Regions from separate parts of the Homo sapiens genome. Here all the other regions are linked to region 1. Evidence: chromatin contacts called from ENCODE Hi-C data. All regions are on one chromosome and are shown on one strand. The core of a region is the stretch at or near the end of the contact, and the rest is flanking DNA. Distances in the headings are between cores, read along the strand shown. Region 1 overlaps MYO5B (myosin VB). Region 2 overlaps LOC105372114 (a long non-coding RNA gene). Region 3 has its middle 28 kb from the start of CXXC1. Region 4 holds the start of CFAP53 (cilia and flagella associated protein 53). Region 5 holds the start of SKA1 (spindle and kinetochore associated complex subunit 1). Region 6 holds the start of CXXC1 (CXXC finger protein 1).

What was found. A loop is a pair of places that touch in the nucleus more often than their neighbours do. Pooled maps may share reads with other maps.
Region 2: a loop to region 1 is called in a pooled map, with 3 times the contacts of the local background. The contact joins two enhancer-like sites. A Hi-C loop is called at or near these places in 9 of 37 single-sample maps with no recorded cell type and 5 of 50 pooled maps.
Region 3: a loop to region 1 is called in a pooled map, with 7 times the contacts of the local background. The contact joins two enhancer-like sites. A Hi-C loop is called at or near these places in 8 of 37 single-sample maps with no recorded cell type and 4 of 50 pooled maps.
Region 4: a loop to region 1 is called in a pooled map, with 4 times the contacts of the local background. The contact joins the promoter of CFAP53 here to the enhancer-like site in region 1. A Hi-C loop is called at or near these places in 16 of 37 single-sample maps with no recorded cell type and 4 of 50 pooled maps.
Region 5: a map with no recorded cell type shows a loop between it and region 1 (6-fold over the local background). The contact joins the promoter of SKA1 here to the enhancer-like site in region 1. A Hi-C loop is called at or near these places in 6 of 37 single-sample maps with no recorded cell type and 4 of 50 pooled maps.
Region 6: a loop to region 1 is called in a pooled map, with 4 times the contacts of the local background. The contact joins the promoter of CXXC1 here to the enhancer-like site in region 1. A Hi-C loop is called at or near these places in 2 of 37 single-sample maps with no recorded cell type and 4 of 50 pooled maps.

What each region holds. Positions count from the first base shown.
Region 1 is chr18:49,965,511-49,968,696 of GRCh38, forward strand. The region is part of intron 10 of MYO5B (myosin VB); the gene reads right to left. Among named protein-coding and RNA genes, the nearest start is that of SNHG22, 150 kb to the left of the region's middle. Within about 2 kb of position 1,879, at least 2 of the 41 ENCODE cell types and tissues checked have a DNase peak (open chromatin) inside an H3K27ac peak, as active enhancers do.
Region 2 is chr18:50,354,674-50,357,980 of GRCh38, forward strand. It overlaps LOC105372114 (a long non-coding RNA gene), which reads right to left. Exons shown (of 3, transcript XR_935466.3): 2 at 1,185-1,279. Among named protein-coding and RNA genes, the nearest start is that of SKA1, 19 kb to the right of the region's middle. Within about 2 kb of position 1,763, at least 4 of the 41 ENCODE cell types and tissues checked have a DNase peak (open chromatin) inside an H3K27ac peak, as active enhancers do.
Region 3 is chr18:50,314,052-50,317,425 of GRCh38, forward strand. No RefSeq gene overlaps it. Among named protein-coding and RNA genes, the nearest start is that of CXXC1, 28 kb to the left of the region's middle. Within about 2 kb of position 1,525, at least 3 of the 41 ENCODE cell types and tissues checked have a DNase peak (open chromatin) inside an H3K27ac peak, as active enhancers do.
Region 4 is chr18:50,265,008-50,268,212 of GRCh38, forward strand. It overlaps CFAP53 (cilia and flagella associated protein 53), which reads right to left and starts at 1,488. Exons shown (of 8, transcript NM_145020.5): 1 at 1,329-1,488. The coding sequence starts at 1,397. It also overlaps a transcript of MBD1 not described here. RefSeq lists enhancers at 892-1,737, 1,084-1,213, 1,384-1,453, 3,080-3,205.
Region 5 is chr18:50,373,616-50,376,608 of GRCh38, forward strand. It overlaps SKA1 (spindle and kinetochore associated complex subunit 1), which reads left to right and starts at 1,431. Exons shown (of 7, transcript NM_145060.4): 1 at 1,431-1,579; 2 at 2,205-2,303. The coding sequence starts at 2,216. It overlaps LOC105372114 (a long non-coding RNA gene), which reads right to left and starts at 1,263. Exons shown (of 3, transcript XR_935466.3): 1 at 980-1,263. RefSeq lists a silencer at 1-218.
Region 6 is chr18:50,286,297-50,289,592 of GRCh38, forward strand. CXXC1 (CXXC finger protein 1) reads right to left here and starts at 1,396. Exons shown (of 15, transcript NM_014593.4): 1 at 1,291-1,396; 2 at 444-562; 3 at 243-343. The coding sequence starts at 1,293. RefSeq lists enhancers at 140-189, 1,010-1,129, 1,250-1,339, 1,450-1,819.

The DNA of each region.
Region 1 (3,186 bases), core at 629-3,128:
CACCAAATGGACGGCAGTGGCCCCACTAATGAGAGCCCACAGAACACTAAGCCCAAGTGCTCCACAAGTTCTGAGTAATGCCTCCAGCAGCCAAGAGTTAGGCCTTATTATTAATCCCATCCTGTGGCTGAAGAAACTGATGGGCAGGGAGACTGAATAAGCTGTGCTGCCCAAGGCCAGAGAGTCGGTAGGCAGAGGCAGTGTGTGAACCCAGACAGTCTGATTTCTGAGACCACAGTCTTAATTCAGAGAGGAGGAGAAGTTTCATGAAAAAGGAAAAACAGATGAGGTGGAAGGGCTGTGAATATGGAGGATGATGTCCTAGAAGGAGGTATTTGAGCTCATAGTGAATGGGAAAGGGCCAGTAATACCAACGAGGTAATAGCGATGGACACAGGCTCCATTCAGCCCACTCCATGTCTCTACCCTTTCCATTCTTCAGTACAACTAAATTTTCTCAGTGTCATACATACAAAGTGTCATGCAAGCCCTTCCAAATAGAGCATAGTCCCTCAGTACCACCCCAGAGAGAAATGTTGCAGCTGGCCCTGATGGGGGCTGAGGATGGTGGTGGTGGAGAGATAGCACCTGTGCAGAGGGAACACCACAGATAGAGGCATCAGATACCCAAAGGGGCCGGGCCGGTGCCCAGAATACATCAGGCTTCTCCCACCCTGGTGCTCACCTCCCCCATCAGGAGGAGTAGGAAATCATTTAGAGATTAAATGAGTCAACTGCTTGGAGACAAACCACATTAAAGCACAGCCTTTGGCCATGCCCACGTGTGAGAAATAATTCTAGGTTGAAAAAACAAGATCAAAGATGTAAAGTGTATGCTGGGATGAAGGAGGCCACCCCTGTGCACTCCAGACCAAGCAGGAGAAGCACTGTGTCTGCCAGTCACTGCCTTGAATTGGGGCCCTTCCAGCCCAGATGATAGTCTTAAAGACTGAGCTATGTCCCTTAGAACCTTACTGCCTTCCCCGATCCTCCACCCTGAGAGAAGCTGCTGATGGCAGCCAAGCCCCAGAGGAAATTGAATTAATAAAACCTAGGTGGGAGATAAAAGAGCCACCCCAGCAATTGGCCAGATAATAGCAATTGGGTGTGCTGGCAGAGCTGTGCTAAGCTCCACAGAGGATTTAAATATCTCAGACTTGTCATTTTCTAAAGGTTTACACTGGTAGCACTCCACAAAGAACATTCTCATTAATTTGAGATGGACTGAAATTAGCTTGTAATTTTCCTATTTCTAAGATATTATCTGGTAACAATTCCTGTGCCATCTAGCATAATTACTTAAATGCCGGAGGCCCAGAAATGAATGAGGGGCTCGGGCAGCTTGGGGAAACATCTAAAATGACAGACCTCAGAAAGCCACAGTTGGGGAGATTGGGTAACTTTTCCTTTACAATGGAATTATATTTATAGTAATTCCTCCCATCAACAGAGAAGACTTTTTAAAATAAACACAATGAATCAATTTATAGTTCACAACATTAAAGTGTCACAAAGAAATTTATATGCTAAAGAGAACTGAATTTCTCTTGTAAAATCAGTGTTGAAAATATTTAAACCAGAATCCTTGGGCCGGAGGAAGGTCAAAACATAGAGTAAGAATCGATGCTGAAATGTGGCATCTGGTCTCTCGATGGCACAATGATCACACTGTTTCCATTTCTATTTTCATAGTCGAAAAGTATACAATTTCCTTCTCATTCTACCTTAACTTCAGAGTGTAGTAAGGGACACAGATGCCTCTACAAATAAGGTAGTGTCCGTTGGAAAGTGAAACTGCAATAAAAAGTCAATTAGTCACTAAGTTAATGATCAACCTCCTTGAATCTCTCACTCCATGACCTGGAGAGAGAACAGAGAGGCAGTGAGATGCTTTGAAGATTGGGAAACTCTACGTTCCCCTGGCACAGGTCAAAGGAACTAAAATCTCCTAGCTCAGCCTGGTCTTTCCAATTTATAAAGCTCACTCTCCAGCATTCTGCCTTTGGTAGACTGAAAAGATGGACTACAGATTAGATACAGACGATAGCTTCCAGGGAATGATTATTAGAAGTCACACAGAAAATATAACATGGAGAAATTCTCCCTGGAGAAGCCTTTAAAAGCAGGGCCATCATGCATTGAGGTCAGAGAAATGATCCAGACATCCTTTCAAGGTCCCTTTCCATCTTGAAGCCTATAAAATCTCACAAGGCCACCCTGGGTCTGTCAGAGAGGCCAACCCTTCTGATCTCTTTACTGAACAACCTCGGGATGCTGGCTGTACCTTGGAATGGTGGGGCCTGCATTCCGCTCAGGTGCTTCTCTGTGCCTAGATGCCCCCACCCAGGACTAGTTTTTTTAGACAGAACACAATCCCAGGCACTGTTCACACCCCAAGGCGAAGGTCAGTTATTCTTCTTGAGGACCTAAATCCACTCAGTTTGCCAAATGCTCCAATTCCCAGCTCGTCTTCAGGCCTGAAACTCCAATGCAGGACAGGAAAACATCCACTGTATGGCGATCCTCTCCCAACCTAACAGCCAACTGTCCCAAACTATGAAGGCTGTAAAGATGAGCAAGTCACAGTCCCTGCCCAGAAGAGCTACTGGGCAGATGACAGGAAACTAGTACATGAGAGCCTCCCCAAGGAATAGAAATTGTATGTGTTGTAGGCTTTTAAAAGACAATGAGGCCATAGTGTTCCCAAACCAAACTGAGGGTCGGGCTGCTTATTCTCGTGGCCCAATAACAAGATGCAGATGAGCTGGGGAGGAAAAGAGTTTTTACTTTCTGCAACCAGTTACAGGGAGAAGGCCTGGAAATTATCGCCAGCCCAACTCAAAATTACAAAGTTTTTCAGAGCTTATATACCTTCTAAGCTGTATGTCTACATGTAAGTGTGCATTCATCCAAAGACATAAGTGATTAACTTCTAATCTATAACTAAGATCTGAGTCTTGAAGACTTTCCTCTGGAGCCTCAGTAAATTTACTTAATCTAAATGGGTCCGGGTGCTGGGGTGATTACCCTTATCTTGTCTCCTGCTAAATCACGGAGGTTTGGGGAGTTCCTTCAGGCCCCCCAATAAACTTGTTTCTAGAGGCCTGGGGAGTTTCTTCAGACCCACAATAAAACTTGTTTAATCTTAAACGGGTCCTGTTAAGAATTCATTCCTTATTTTGTCAT
Region 2 (3,307 bases), core at 513-3,012, 390 kb after region 1:
ATCTCAGTATTTTGAGAGGCTGAGGTGGGAGGATCACTTGAGCTCAGGAGTTCAAGACCAGCCTGGGCAACATAGGGAGACCCCATCTCTGCAAAAAATAGAAAAATTAACCAGGCATGGTAGCACATCCCTGTGGTCCCAGCTACTTTGGAGGCTAAAGTGGGAGGATTGCTTGAGCCTGTGAAGTTGAGGCTGCAGTAAGTCAAGATCATGCAATGCTACTGTAGTTCAGCCTGGGTGCAAGTCCTTGCCTAAAAAACAAACAAACAGACAGACAAAAAACCCAATGTAGTTACTTTTACCAGAGTAGTTCTTTCTTTCTTTTTTCTTTTCCTTAAAGAACTACTCTGGTAAAGGTAACTACATTGGTAAATACAAAAGCCACTATTATGTTTTTGCCTTGTAAATTTTCTTTTTGTTTCATATATAATTTAAAAGACAAATGCATAAAATTATTATAAATATGTGTTAATGGGAGACAATGTATAAAGATGTAATTTAGGAAGAGACAGCTGTATAGGAGCAGAGTTTTTGTATATTATTAAAGCTAACCTGATACAAATTTCAATTACAGTATTGAAATTTCTTCATAATGATAATAATTGTAATTATTTCTCAGTACCTGCACATTCTGTACCTGAGGATTTGACCAACCAAAGGTCAAAAATATTTGAAAAAAATCAACACAGATAATATGACTAGAAATCATATGGATTTGAAAAATAGTACAGCATAACCGCTATTCATATAACATTTACATTTTATTAGGCATTGTAAGTAATCTAGAGATGGTTTAAAGTATACAGGAAGATGTGTGTACATTATATGCAAATACTACACCATCTTATATATAGACTTGAGCATCTGAGGATTTGGGGTCCAAGGGAGGTCCTGGAACCAACCTTCCATAGATACAGAGAGATAACTATTGATTATTTTAAAAAAAAGTTAGGATGTTAATTGAAAGTACATGGCAGCTCCTAAGAAAATAATTTTTAAATATTCAGAAAAGAAAATTAGGAGGAAATCCAAACTTTGTATTAGAAAAAAATCAATTAAACAAGAAAGCAATATTGAAAGAATTGGGGGGAAAACATAACAAATATATAAAACTAAGAGCAAAGTAGCAAAAGTAAATCTTTCCTTATCAGTAATCACTTTAAATATAAATAACTGAAACTCACCAGTTAAAAGACAAAAACTGGCAGGATGGATTAAAAAATAAAAGCATGTTGTCTGCCCACAAGAGACTAACTTTAGGTCCAAAGATACAAATAGGCTGAAAATAAACAGACAGAAAATGATATTCCACACAAATAGTTGCCAAAACAGAGCTGGTATAACTACACTAATATCAGATGAAATAGACATGAAGTTAAAATTACAAAAGACAAGCAAATTCACTATTCATTGATAAAGGGTCAATTTATCAAGAAGATGTAACAATAATAAACATATATGCACTGCTATGATTTGGGCATGGTTTTGCTGTTGTTGTTGTTCCTGCCAAAGCTCGTGTTGAAACTTGATTCCCAATGTGGTAGTGTTGGGAGGTGGGGCCTAGTGGGAAGTGTTTGGGTCATAAGGGCAGATCCCTCATGAATGGCTTGGTGCTGTTCTCAAGATAGTCAGTGAGTTCTTCCTATTTTAAGACTGGATCTGGATTAGTTCTCACAGGAATTGATTAGTTTCTACAAGTGTGGTTGTTACAAAGCCAGGTCACCCCTCATGTTTCTCTTTCTTCACACGTCTGCTTCCTCTTTGCCCTTCTCTGTCATGTTGTGACTCAGCACAGAAGCCCTTGCCAGAGCCAGGGTCATGCCATTGAGATCCTCAGCCTGCAGAACCATGAGCTAAATAAAACTCTTTTCTTTATAAATTACCCAGTCTCAGGTATTCTTTTATAGCAACACAAAAGGGACTGAGACATGCACCAAACAACAGAACTCCAAAATGTATGAAGCCAAAAAAATGACAGACTTGAAGGGAGAAATAGACAGTTCTGCAATGCAGTGGGTTGACATCCTGGGACTGCTGCTCCTGGTGGTAGGGGTTGACAGGACAAGCTATCTGCCCACATGGTGCTCACGGACTAGCAGAGGAGGCAGTGACAACTGCTGTGAAATAGTAGTGAGTGTTAAGAAGAAAGATGGGGAGAGGCACGTTAGGCAGAGTGAGGAAGTGAGAGAGATAAGGCAGGAGGGGTGTTGCAGAGCAGGTGAGAGAGGGGTATCCTAAGCAGGTGGCATTGGCAGAGAAGGCTGGGAATGGTCTACACATCCCATGTTTGTTTCTGAGTGGTGGGATAATGAATTTTTTGTTTTATTCTTTATATTTTTCTGTGTGTGTGTGTGTGTGTGTGTGTGTGTGTGTGTGTGTTTGAGACAGGGTCTCTCTTTGTCACTCAGGCTGGAGTGCAGCAGCACAATCTCTACTCACTGCAGCCTCCACCTCCTGGGTTCAAGTGATTCTCGTGCCTCAGCCTCCTGAGTAGCTGGGATTACAGGTGTGTACCACCACAGCTGGCTAATTTTTAAATTTTTTATAAAGTCAGGGTCTCACTATGTTGCCCAGGATAACATTTTCAATTAAAAACATGTGCTACTTTGATTTTCAGAAAAAGGGAGTGCTTAAAAAGAGAGCGAAAGTTCAACTTCATAAACTTGAAGAGCACTGCTGACTTCCTACCTGTGGCCACGTAGTCCTAGCTGCGTTTTTCTGGTGGCTTCCAGAAGAATGGCACTGCCCTGCCACCTTGTGGCCATGTGGCAAGTAAACCTTCCAGCCAGCATTACAATAAAGCCAAAATCTGTTTTCTCACGTTTGAGGAAGATGACAAATATTCAGCATTCTAAGTAAGCTATGATTTGGATGGAGCTTTATTGATAGCACTCAGAGATAACGTGTTCTGCTTTATGGTAATACTTCATCCTTTTGGCATCATCAAGAAACAGCCTCTCTACTCAAAGCTTAACTCTTAAGGACCTACATAAAGATTATCTGAACATTCTTATTCATTTCTTACAGAGTGTATTGAACACAAAAACCTTTCCTTTAGAGCTCATGATTTTTAAAAACAATATCTCCTCAATGCAAAGATAAGTTCAATCCATCACCAGGAAGAGCCCAGGCTTAGCTCATAGGAAATACAAGTGAATCCAGGGATGGTGGAGAATTTTTTTTTTCTTTTTCTTTTGTTATTTATTTATTTGTTTGAGACAGGGTCTTTCTCTGTCAACCAGGCTGGAGTGCAGTGACACCATCATGGCTTACTGCAGCCTCATCCACCTGGGCTCAAGCGATCCTC
Region 3 (3,374 bases), core at 275-2,774, 350 kb after region 1:
ACCTTTGTGGACTGTTTCATGAGTAGCCTTTGACTTTTGGCTTACAGCTGGTTTAATCACTGGGGAGGATCACCAGGAGACCTAGAGACTGGGAGGTGAATGAGGGAGGGTGGTTGCTGTCCTGGGAAGTGAATGAGGGAGGGTGCTTACTGTCCCAGATCTTTCCCTGTCGATTCTCTATGGGTTACCAAGTACCCTAGCAAATTTCACAGCTCCTCTCAGATGGCCCTCTCCCATACAGCTGTTCTCAATAGGTTTCCATAAACATTGCCTTCCAGGCTAGATGTAGTAATAGTTCCCTGGTGTTGCAAACTGTAGGGAACCTACTATTGCTTATTGCTTTCCCTAAATACTATCTGCACATTTTGCTGGAATTCTGACTGAGATATGTACTCCTTTTTCTTCAAATAGATTAACTCATGCTTTCAAGTCTTATAAATCTCTTATTACTAAATATTGGAGAAATTTCCTACCATAAAGCTCCTACATTGATTCACCTATATTGTTTAAATAAGAGGCCAATGCTCTAATTTCCAATTACCTCTGAGCCTCTCTGGCATCCAGCTCACATTATAGGTAGTCAGAATTTAAGATATCTTTCATTCATTGTTTGGGTTGGACATTTCATCTTCCCATAAGTAGAAACATTTCAACAAAAATGTGAAGTGTTGTGATATTTGCATCCTAACTTCAAATGGTTGAGAACAAAATTTTCAAAGAAAATGAGAATACAAAAATAAAAAAGTGATTAATCCATACATAGATAGAGATAAACAAATGAGGAAAATATTAGTTGGTAAATCTTGGTGTTCTATGTAGTAGCAGTATTCCATTTTTCTGCAAGTTTGAAGTCTTTCAAGTAAAATATTGAGCAGAAATATTGCTGTGAAGAAATTTTTGACTAGCCTGATTTTTCTATTGTGCATGATATTTTTTCTTTCTTGCTTTAAAGCTTGCACAAATATCTTTTTATTCTTGAAGTTCATTATGTCAATTAAATTGTGTTTCTGTGTTAAGAATCTTACGTTAAAATTTCTCAGAGCATGGCATTTTTTTTCCAGATGGTGGACAAGTGTGGTGCAGCTGTGTATTTACCTAATCTTTTTTCAAAGTCAGAATTATTAAAGATCTAGAATGAACAGAAAAGATTCAAATTAAGAGTGACTATTTGAGAGTCATTAAAAGTCTGTGAAACGAGGGGATGTCTGGGAGTGCAGCTGGGCGGCAGCATCATGACGTCACAGATGAAACACAAGCACTGGAGCCAGGGAAACTGACTCCTCCATTCAAATTCTGACTTTACCATTTGTCAGATGTGGAACCTTGGTCTGATAATGCAACATTTCTGAACCTCAGTTTCCCCATCTGTAATATGGGGTGAATCTCTGTCTTATAAGATTGATGACAGAATTAGAGACAAGGAATGTAGACACTTAGTCTGCAATAAGTAGACTTATTCAGTGGAGCTCAGTAAGTAATTGGTCATTATTTTTCGTACATTAAGGGCTAGGTTACTGAAACCTTACAAATGCTTTCAGAAATTGGCAGGAGGAAACCACACATGTGTACTCAAGCAAGGACACCACACGGAGATACTGTGTTAAGCAGTTAGGCAAGAATAGAGTCAACTAATCATAGCAAGCCTTCTCTCCTCCCCCTATATTACCTGAATGGAAGGAACACTAGAGAAACACAAATTTTTGCTGCAGCATTGCCTTTTCACACTTAGGTATATGTCATTATTCTAGAAGAACATGTACCAACAACATTTGCTTGTTCATTTAAGGCAGTTTTTGCTGCACCTTGTGAAATATCTGTTCCCACAGGTGGCTTTATTTCTTCACAAGTTTATTCGTTTCACTGTTGTAGTCTCAATATTAAAATTGTGTGGTACATTGAAATTGTCAAAAGACAGAAGTTAAGTTCCCTGCCTCATTGGTATGAGCCCATTTAATAAGTTTCCTGCAGAGTTTCTGAGATAATTGCCTTCTTTCTCTTTAGCTGGGTCTGATTATATAACAAGAATAGATCCTATAATGAGAGACTTTATGCAAACATTAGACATCATAATTCCTTTCAAGCAATTAATTACCCTCAAGATTAAGTAAATTGATGCAACACTTGATAAATGTTTCAATTAATTAATTAATTTGAAAATACTTTTATATACAAACCTGAGTACAGCCTTGTTTTTAGTGATGTGAAAGATATTTTCATGAAGGCAGAGGAAAAGAGTACTCAGAAAAAGAGTACTAGCAGGCCGGGTGTGGTGGCTCATGCCTGTAATCCCAGCACTTTGGGAGGACGAGGTGGGCAGATCACCTGAGGTCAGGAGTTCAAGACCAGCCTGGCCAACATGGTGAAACCCCATCTCTACTAAAAATAGAAAAAACTACTGAGTGTGATGGCGGGTGCCTGTAATCCCAGCTACTCAGGAGGCTGAGGCAGGAGAATCACTTGAACCTGGGAGGTGGATACTGTAGTGAGCCAAGATCGCACCACTCCACTCCAGCCGGGGCAACAGAATGAGACTCTGTCTCAAAAAAAAAAAAAAAAAAAAAGCTGTATGTATCAAAACAGTGTGGTAATGGCATCAGGCTGGACATATAGATTAATGGAATAAATTGAGAGTCCAGAAATAAACCCATACATCTACGGTCAATTGATTTTTGACAACAGTGCTAAAATCACTGGAAATCTGAAGTTTCATCTGGGAAGACAAATTGCTGGGCATGACTCCTATGGCTTAGGCCTGAATCACCTAGTTGCTTCTCCACTTATGTCTGGTCCCTGTGCTATAATGACCAGTAAAGTGTGTGCTTTAATGACACAGTAAAGTGTGTGCTGTCAATGACAAGAGTTACATATGGCCTCTCAATGTAGATTGGACTTCATCACAGCATAGTGACTTTGGAGTAGTCATAGTTTTATATGGCGGCTTAGGGCTACTGTGTGTATGTGTGAGCAAGTCAAAAGCTGTATAGCCTCTTATGAGCTAGCATTGGAAGTCACATAGCATCACTTCTACTATACTCAGTGGTCAAAGCAGTCAGAAACTCACGAACATTCAAGGTGAAGAGAAACAGACCAACCTCTTGATGGGAAGGGATTCAAAGAGTTTGAGGCCATTTTTTAAAACTACCAGAATGAAATTTTCAGCCATCACTTTGCAAGCAGAAAGAAATAGAAATTATCCACTTAAAACGTTAAGAATTCTGAGATTTCTGAAGGCAAGGAAAAGGAAAAATATCTATTGTACAAAAAGGACATATTACAGAATGAAATTGCCATGCTAAGAGTGGAACTGAACAAAATAAAAGAATCAAGATCATAAGATCTCAGAAGGGCCAGGTGAAAAAATTATGAAAATTATA
Region 4 (3,205 bases), core at 238-2,737, 300 kb after region 1:
TTGCTATGTGCACTGTGGAGCATAATAAAACTGTATCACTGATCTTTCATCCATCAACTGACATCACAGACAATATAGCACATCATTATTTACCGTGCTAACCTTTAGTGGTTTCATTCTACCTAAGTTTTTTTTTGCAATTGGATTACAAGTTGAGCACCCCTAATTTGAAAATCTGAAATCTGAAATGCTCCAAAATCTGAAGCTTTTTGAGCACCCACATGATGACATAAGTGGAAAATTTCACACCTGACCTCATGTAAGGGGTCACAGTCAAAACACAAGCAAACAACACATATTTATTCAGCATCCCCAAGGGGAAAATAAAATTACCTTCGAGGTAATGAAATATAAATAAATTCTGTGTTTAGACTTGGGTCCCCTCCCCAAGATATTGCATTATGTATATGCAAGTATTCCAAAATCCAAAAAAAAAATCTGAAATCCTAGACATCTCTGGTCCCAAGCATTTCAGATAAGGGATACTTGACTTGTATAAGCTCCTTGAAGGGAGGGCTCAGGCTTCAATAAAGAGTTAACCTTCCAGGATCATTGTATCCACCCCTGTATCTCCCACAATACTGCGCACACAGCAGGGGCTCAAGCAATAACTCTGCCTACATGTTAGTTTTCTGGTGGGTAGAAACTAATTTGTAGAAACAAAAAAATCTACATGTATGGACCAATAGTGTCTGAGGTTCTCAGCAGGAACCATCAAATTCTGCAGCAAGCACATTTTCCTGGCCTACTACCACTCCAGCCTTAGAGGCAGGCACCTGAGTTTTTCCCAGGTCTGAAGGGACACTTCTGTCCAGCAATGGTTACTGGTTGAGTTGGCACAGGAAAGGCGTTGGGTGCTATAACCACTCACAACCTAATTCCCCTTCCTCAGACGATTTTCCTAGGAGTGAAAGACCAGCTCCAAATCATAGGCCCGCCCTGCCCCCAGATCTGTCTCTGGGCCGGGTGCCCTTTCCATAACACACACTCGCCACTGCATGGGGGACAGACATCCTTCCGGTGTCTTGGAGACTGAAAAACCCTAAGATCCCTAGTGGTGATTCTCCAAAAACAGAACCTAAATATTATAACTTTGGGGGCAGATGAAAGGCTGTAAGGATGAAAACAGAGGGAGATGAGTGGGTGAGAGGTGGGGTAGATAGGTGAGCGACCTTATCTTCCTTCTTTCAAAATTCAACCCACTGCATCAGGCGACACCCGTTCCCCTCGAGAAGGCCCCGGGTGGGGGCCGAAGTGGGATAGGCCAGGCCTGGAGTGCGGAGAGATGGAGAAAGCTGTAGGGTCTGGCAGACATATCCTGTGCTTACCACGATCACCACTTTGGGGGTGGGGCCCTTAACCTCCCGCTGTACGGTGCCAAACCGCTGGCTGTACATTTTCGAGTCCCCTTCGGGACGGGGGCGGCGTCCGCCGCGTTTCCCCCAACCGTGGCGACCTGCGGGACCCGCTTCCGCGACGCAGAAGTCTGGTTGCCATGGTGCGCCTCGCGGGATTAGGGGCCGGTAGAGGTGGGCGGGTCGGGCGGAAGTCGGTCTGGTCACCATGGGGGCCGCAGACGCCTGCACTCGGGACTTCCTCTTCCAGCTGAGAAGCTGAGCCTGCGCAGTCCTCACCCCGCCCCTCGGCCAAATCCCGCCGACCTTGCTCCCTTCCTCCAGGGTTCATCAGAATGGCAGAAAAAACCTCTAGCCCAAGAAAAATCAAAGCTCTAATTACAATTCCAGTTGACTTTGCTATTTATATCTTGTAATGGTCTAAAAGTATGAAAAAGGTTAGCGAACATTTTTTGGGAAGCTTAAATTTTGCACTATCTGTAGGTTAATCTTGATGACGGTAATAATCACAGGAAAACCTTATATTTGTGTAGTTCTTTACAATTTCCAAGATATTTTCACACACACAGCCTTTTAACCTCACAGATTTTTTCTGAGACAAGGTCTCGCTCTGTCGCCCAGGGTGGAGTGCAGTGGCGTGATCATGGCTCCCTGCAGCCTCGTCCTCCTGGGCCTCAGCCTCCAGAGTATCTGGGACTACAAAGCCTGCGCCACCACGCCCTGCTAATTTAAAAACAAATTTTGAAGAGACAGGGGGTCCCGCTATGTTGCTCAGGCTGGAACTCCTGCTCCTGGGTTCAAGCGATCCTCCCCACTGCCCCTCCCGCCGGCCTCCCAAAGTGTTGGAATTACAGGGTGCGCTACCGCGCGTGGCCGCAAATATCTTACAGGGTTGATAGAATAGCAAGTAATACTATCCTTATTTTCCAGCTAAGGCAAAGCTCAGGGAGCCTAAGTGCCTTGTCAAACCAAATAACCAGTAATAATAATAATTTTTTAAAACCTGTTAATAAAATCTTCCTATTTGCCATTGGCAGAAACCAGGGCTTAGACTCAGGATATCCTAGGATGGGGGCAGATCAAATGGACTAGTGGGGCAGTGGCACGACCTGGTGGAGCATAATTAAGAGTCTGAGGGTCACAGTGGACCAGGGTCAGGATGTGGATCAGAAGTCCAGTAACTGGTTTCTGAGAATCAGGATCCAGGCAGAACAGGAAACACAAATCAGGGAACCAGGACGGACCTGCAGCACAGGTGGTAACCACAGTTGCATTTCCAGTCAAGAGCAAGGTGGTAATACCTAAAAGCCAATTAAGAATGACACTGTGATACTCCCATTCTAAAGTGGGGGTGAGCATAGAACACTTGTGAGCACATGCAACAAATCAGTACCTACGTCAAACTGACATATAATAAGTACAACTAATGTGTATGCCCTCTTAAGGACGCAATTTACTGTAAATTAGCATTCCTTAATCATTTGTAAACCACCCACTTCGGATTTTGTATGTGGTATGTTTCTAAATACGAATTCCATTTCCTGAATTGCTGGTTCAGCTTTTCAGCCACGAAATAATGTTTTTCTTCTCTTTTAATAATTCTGTCATTTTGTGTTCTTTTCTATAACGGTTCTTTCAATTGCAGTTCAGTAAAATACGCATTTGCATTTACTAAGAGTTTACGTGGCCTGAAACAGAAAACAAACAAATTAGGTGGTCGTCTCGGTTTCCTGGAGTGTCCAGAGGGGCGGTTCTTTGATCTTCGAGTCCAACGGGCTCCGGGCCCGCCCGTCGGTCCGGGCGGAACCACCCCCACCACACATCCTCCGGGAAGGCGGCAATGAAAACGC
Region 5 (2,993 bases), core at 181-2,680, 410 kb after region 1:
AAGATTTTTTTCAGTCTCCTTCGCAGATGGGAGTGACCAGTGAGAAGCAGATGGAAGCCACTGGGTGTGGCTTCCAGCACAACGCTCTCAAAGTGCTGGTTCTGTTGGCAGTTAAGCCTATTACACATGCCTCTTGCTCGTTTCTGCTGCCTGGGAGAAAGACCTGAGGACAGGGGCTGGCAGCCTGAAGGTCCAAGTGCATAATAATAGCGCAGTGGAGCCAAGGGATGGACAGAACCTGGCGGTGCCACCACTCCAGCCTTGGGTGCTTTTCCCTCCTTTTCAACAGGGAGAATTAAACTTTTGTTTTTCTTATTTTAAATTTATATTTGCTCTTAAGTGGCAGGCCAGGTCTCACTAACAGCTGAACAGACAGGCCTCCGTAACCACTGTTTCAGCACTAGTTAAGTTAAATATTAAAAGCTGAAAGAGCCAGTGTCTTTATAGAAAGGCTGGTATGTAACAAAAGCCCACCAAGAGTTTTGCCCAGGCCTTTCCTGGTCCTTGAAGCATGAGAAAATAAAGAAGGAATTCTTAACAGGACCTGTTCAAGATTAAACAAGTTTTTATTGGGGGTCTGAAGAAACTCCCCCAGACCTCCACAAACAAGTTTATCGGGGGTCTGAAGGAACTGCCCAAACCTTCATGATTTAGCAGGAGACAAGATAAGGGTAATCACCTCTGGCACCTGCAGCCATCTAGATTAAGTAAATTTACTTAAATAAAGACCTTCCTTAGGACTGATCTTAGTTATAGATTAGAAACAGTTAATCATTTACGTCTTTACACACATGCACACTTACATGTAGACAGATAGTTTAGAAGGTATATAAGCTCTGGAAAACTTTGTAATTTTGAATCGATTTGGCGATATTTTCCAGGCCTTTTCCCTGTACCCGGTTACCGAAATAAACTCTTCTTTCCCAGTTCATCATGAGAATAAGCAGCCCAACCCCTGGTTTGGCCCGGGAACACTTACAGAGGCTGTCTAAGACCCAGAAGACAGGGTCACTGTTTCTTCCACACAAACTTAGCTGCTCTTTGGAATTTTCTGGGGTGTTTTTATAAATACTAAGGCTTGTGCCTCATTTCCCCAGTGTCTGATTTCACCGACTTGGGGTGTACTCTAGGCACTGAGACTTGTAATAGCTGCCCCTGGTGACTCTAAGGTGCAGCAAATGTCAAAGACCAGGACTTGGTGACGCCAGGTCCCTGGCTGGGCTGCGGTCAAGACTGCATGACCTGCTGAAATCTCCCCAGACTGGTTAGCGCGGAAAGAGCACCTCCGGGTTACCCTTTCGTCCGGAAGCCCCGCCTTCGCCGTCGCCCCGCCTTTCCCCGGCTCGGCCACCCCTCCTTCCCGCCCAGCTGTGGCCCCGGATGACGCAAACCGGGAACAGCGGCTGAGCCTGCGCTTCGGAAGCATGGATGTGCGCCTGCGCTGCGCTAGGGCGCGGCGGGCGGTTTGAATTTTGCTTACAGAGTCCCGTCTCACCATCCTGGGCTTCCAACGGAGACTGCGGTATCCGCAGCTGGAGACCCAGCGGCGAGTAGCCTTTTGCTCCCGGACGGACTTGAGGTTGGAGTCTGTGTGTTGGGGACCCTGCCTTTGGAAGCGCCCGAGGTAGCTGCTTGGCAGCTGGGGGCCGCGGACCGCGCCGGGCTTGGGGGAGGACGGGGCTGGAGGCTGGGTTGGATGCTTTAGACCCTCCCCTTCTCTCTCACCGGCGGAGTGGGTGGGAAACTGGTTCTTTCCCATTTCTCGGCCTCCTTACCGATCCCAAACTGTAAAGCCCCAACCCCTCACAGCACAGGAAAAATGATTACCTGGGCCCATTTCTTTGACAGTGTAACACATTTTTAAAAAATGTGTCCTTATTTTGCGTGTTTAAAGAAAATACCAATGTTGTCTTTATATACAAATAGTGCGTTTGTCCTCCTGAATCCTTAAGGAAAGGACCCAGGCTTATCCTCTTTCCCCTGGTTTGGGATCCATCGATGGCCTAAGGCTCTAAGACAAGTCAGTACGGTACCGTGGTTAGAAACTGAATGTTGTAGAAATGAAAGAAATTGCTCTTGAATTTTTGTGCTTAACCTTCAAAGACATGTGATTTACTTGACATTGACCATTCTTGGATTTCGAAAGTGAACAGAAATTTGTGTGGCTTTTCTTGTTACGAATATGTTTATGTTTTTTTCTTCAGAGGCTTAAAGGATGGCCTCGTCAGATCTGGAACAATTATGCTCTCATGTTAATGAAAAGATTGGCAATATTAAGAAAACCTTATCATTAAGAAACTGTGGTAAGTAAAACAGATTCCACTGACTTTGTATATACAAAATGCATTTTGATTATTCCACTCTGAATGATATCTTTGCTTGGTTAAGTGACTGCATCTTAGGTAATTTTAGATTTTTGCATAACGATTTTTTAAATAGTCCAATGTCATTTTGAATATTGTGGAGGATACTAAAAATGTAAGGTACATTGAACAATGAACTGAATATTCATTAGAATTATTTACTTATGTTTTTCTGAGACACATAGGCCAATGGTGAGATTTGAAGGTTATGTGGCATCCATGGTTCTACAGCTAAATAGAGATACAGTCATGCGTTCCTTAATGATGGAGATGTGTTCTGACAAAAGCGTTACATGATTTTGTCGTTGTGCAAACATCACATCATAGAATGTACGTAAATGTACACAAACCTAGATGGTATAGCCTACTACATATCTAGGCTATATAGCCTATTGCTCCTAGGCAACAAACCCGTATAGCATGTGACTGTACTGAATACCTTAGGCAAGTGTAACACAATGGTGAGTATTTGTGTATCTAAACATAGAAAAGATACAGTAAAAGATTAAAAATGGAACACCTGTATAGGCCACTTACCATTGATGGAGCTTGCAGAACTGGAAGTTGCTGTGGGTGAGACAGTGACTGTGAGGGCCTAGGACATCACTGTATACTACTGTAGGCTTTATA
Region 6 (3,296 bases), core at 146-2,645, 320 kb after region 1:
GATGGCTTGAATGGTCCCAAAACCTCTTTCTTCCTCTTCGCTCCCTTACTGACCCACCCACCTACTCTGCACCCCTGTCCAGGGCAGAGCTGCCTCTTCCCGTGGGATCTTCTATTACTCACAATGGAGCCCCATTCCAGCTCACCACAGACGTGTATCACTAATCCCCATAACCCCCCCTTGTGGCTCCTCCTCCTCCCTTGAAGCCCCACCTGCCTTCCCTGTCCATCCATGGCCCTCACCTCTGCACTCCCGACAGTACCACTCCCGGATGGCCTTGGCCATCTTCTCAGTGATCCGGATGCAGTCCCCATGGAACCACTCATTGCAGTTGTCACACCCGCTGCAGAGGATGGGGCAGGCGATGGAGATGTGAGGGGCGCGGCCCATCGGCCTCACCCCACCCTGCCAGTGTCAGCCCCGCCCATCTCTCCCGCGCTCACATCATGAAGCAGTTGATGTCCGGTTTGCGGCAGATGCAGTAGATGGGCGCATTCTCCCCATTCTCGGACTTGCTGTCCTCCCCGGCATCTGGAGGCTCTGGGTCTGAACCATCTCCCTCCTGCAGGACACCCCCATTACGGATCCTTAAGCAGCCCCCACCGTGGCGGCTCATCCCCCCATTACAACTCCACCGTGGTCAGCAGGGATCCCCACTCTGCCTGCAGATTTCACATCGGGGCCCCCAAAAAACCTCTCCATCACAGTCCCCACTGACCCCCATCCCTTCCTCTGACATCCTATTACTCTGCTCCATACTTCCCATCACGCACCCACCGACACCCGCTCCCTGCGTCCACACTCGCTAATGGGTCATGGCGACCCTCCATCGTGGCGCCTCACAGACCCCGCGTAACTCACTGCGGACTTCCCATCGCGGTTCTCCACGCACCCCTCCCTGTTTATCTCATAGACCCACCTGGCACCCGCACCCACCCCCAGTCGCGGCTGTCCACGGATACCCGGACACGGACTCCTCGTCACGGCTCACTACAGACCACTCAATGTGACTCCTTACAACCCGCTTATCCCTCTGCCCTAAGAACCCCCGATCATGGTTTCCCACGGAACTGCCACACGGAGTCCCCACTAAACTTCTATTAAGGAGCCCCCCACCGTGGCTCACCATAGAACTCCCAGATGGTTCATCATTCTGCCCATAGACTCCCGCCGTTCAGTCCACAGACTCCGGTTATGGCTCACCACAGACCCCTGAGTCGGCCGACAGACCCCACTGTTGCCAACCGACCGACCTCCACCGCCGAACCCCTCCCTGGACCCGCTACTTACCATATCTCCGCTCCCGGCGCACTCCCTCACGACCCCCGCCAGCGACCCGCGAACCTGCACAGACCACTCGGCGGCGTCCCAGGCGGTTGCAAAGGCGCCCACAACTACTTCCGCTTCTAGTCACGCCTCCCAGGCAGCGTACTCCTATTGCGCAGGCCCCATGCGTCGTCTCCGCTGCAAACCAGTAGGTGGCCGGCCTAGAGCCCCCAAGACCCCTCAGGCGCCGCCATCTTGCTTATCGTATCCGTATGGTGGCCGAATCCATATGTTCGCCGGGAACATGGCCGCGCTCTAATGTGGCTTTCCCGAGGGCGCCGCCACCTTGTCAGTAGAGTCCGTACGGCGGCTGCTTGTACGGCCTCGACGTACAGGCAACATGGCTGCACCTACTGCGTGACTTCCTCATAGATGCCGTCATCTTGGAATCCGATTCCGTACGTGGGTCGAATTCCGTACGTTCCTAGGCGACATATGACGGCGACCTAATTGCGGATTCTTCACGGGCGCCGCCATCTTGGTGGTTGATTCCGTACATTGCCCGTTTGTCAGGCAGAGAGGTTCACAGGTAAAGTGACCGCTTCCGAAGCACGACCTGGATCAAGTTGTATTCATTCCTCCATTCAGTCTCTTTCCCCTTCCACATGTATTAATGGGGCGTCGGCAGGCTGTGTGCCTTGCGGGGCGGAGGAAACCAGTTCCTCTGTCGTCTCCGACTTCACCTGCCACCACTCTTTCCGGCTTTTACTCCTCCCACTTGTCATTCTTCTGCCAGGCCTGGCACGGTTCGGCTTCTATTTATTTTATTTTTATTTAAAAACAATTCTTAAACTAATATCAAATCTTATTTTAGTTCTATAAGCTGCACAATAAGCCTAAACACAGTTTACTTATCCATTTCTTTATTGTTTAGCATTTAGAACATTTTCAAATATTATTCTAAATAAAGTTGCAACGAACATTCTTAAACATAGATCTGTATGCTCATCCCTGATTATTTCTTGTGAAATGTGATATACAAATTTACAAATATACAAATGTGATATACCAGGTGTAACTCTGGTTAACAGCTGTAAGATGGAGCCTGGAAGCCAGGCTTTATTTATTTATTTATTTATTTATTTATTTATTTTATTTATTATTTATTATGTATTTATTTATTTATTTTTATTTATTTACTTATTTTTTGAGACGGAGTTTCACTCTTGTTGCCCAGGCTGGAGTGCAATGGCGCGATCTCAGCTCACTGCAACCTCCGCCTCCCGGGTTCAAGCGATTATCCTGCCTCAGCCTTCCGAGTAGCTGGGATTACAAGCATGCACCACCATGCCCGTCTGATTTTTTTTGTATGTTTAGTAGAGATGGGGTTTCACCGTGTTGGCCAGGATGGTCTGGATCTCCCGACCTCAGGTGATCCGCCCGCCTCGGCCTCCCAAAGTGCCGGGATTACAGGCGTGAACCACCGCGTGCCTGGCCCGCCTGGAAGCCATTCTATGGACTCCCTGCAAACTTGCAAAAAGGAAAACAAACAAAACAAAATTAAAACACAACAGGAACTTGCCTCGAACCTTTGAATTGGTCCAAACTGCAATGACCACACAGTCCTGGAAACCAGCTATATTTCACTAGTGCTGCGTCTCCTGAACAACAACCAATGAACTATGGACTGATGCCAGCCAGCCGCCTCCACCAATAATAATTTCTTTAAAAGAACTTGTGTAATCACCCTTAGCTTCCTTTTTCTTTTTCTTAAAAACTCCTTCTCCCCTTCCTATCTTTGGAGTACAATTTGACTTCGAGCTGAATCTGTGTCTCCTGAATTGCAGTTCCTAATGCCCCAATAAACTCCTGCATTGCAGCTTGGTCTCTTGCCTCTTCTTAGTTGACTCTCCTTAGAGATAAAATTCTAAAAGTAGAATTACTTTGTAATTGGCTATAAATATTGTAAGACATGTTCAAATTTATAGGAGGTCATTAGTTTGGACAGAGCTCCTGCTCTAGGCCCCACC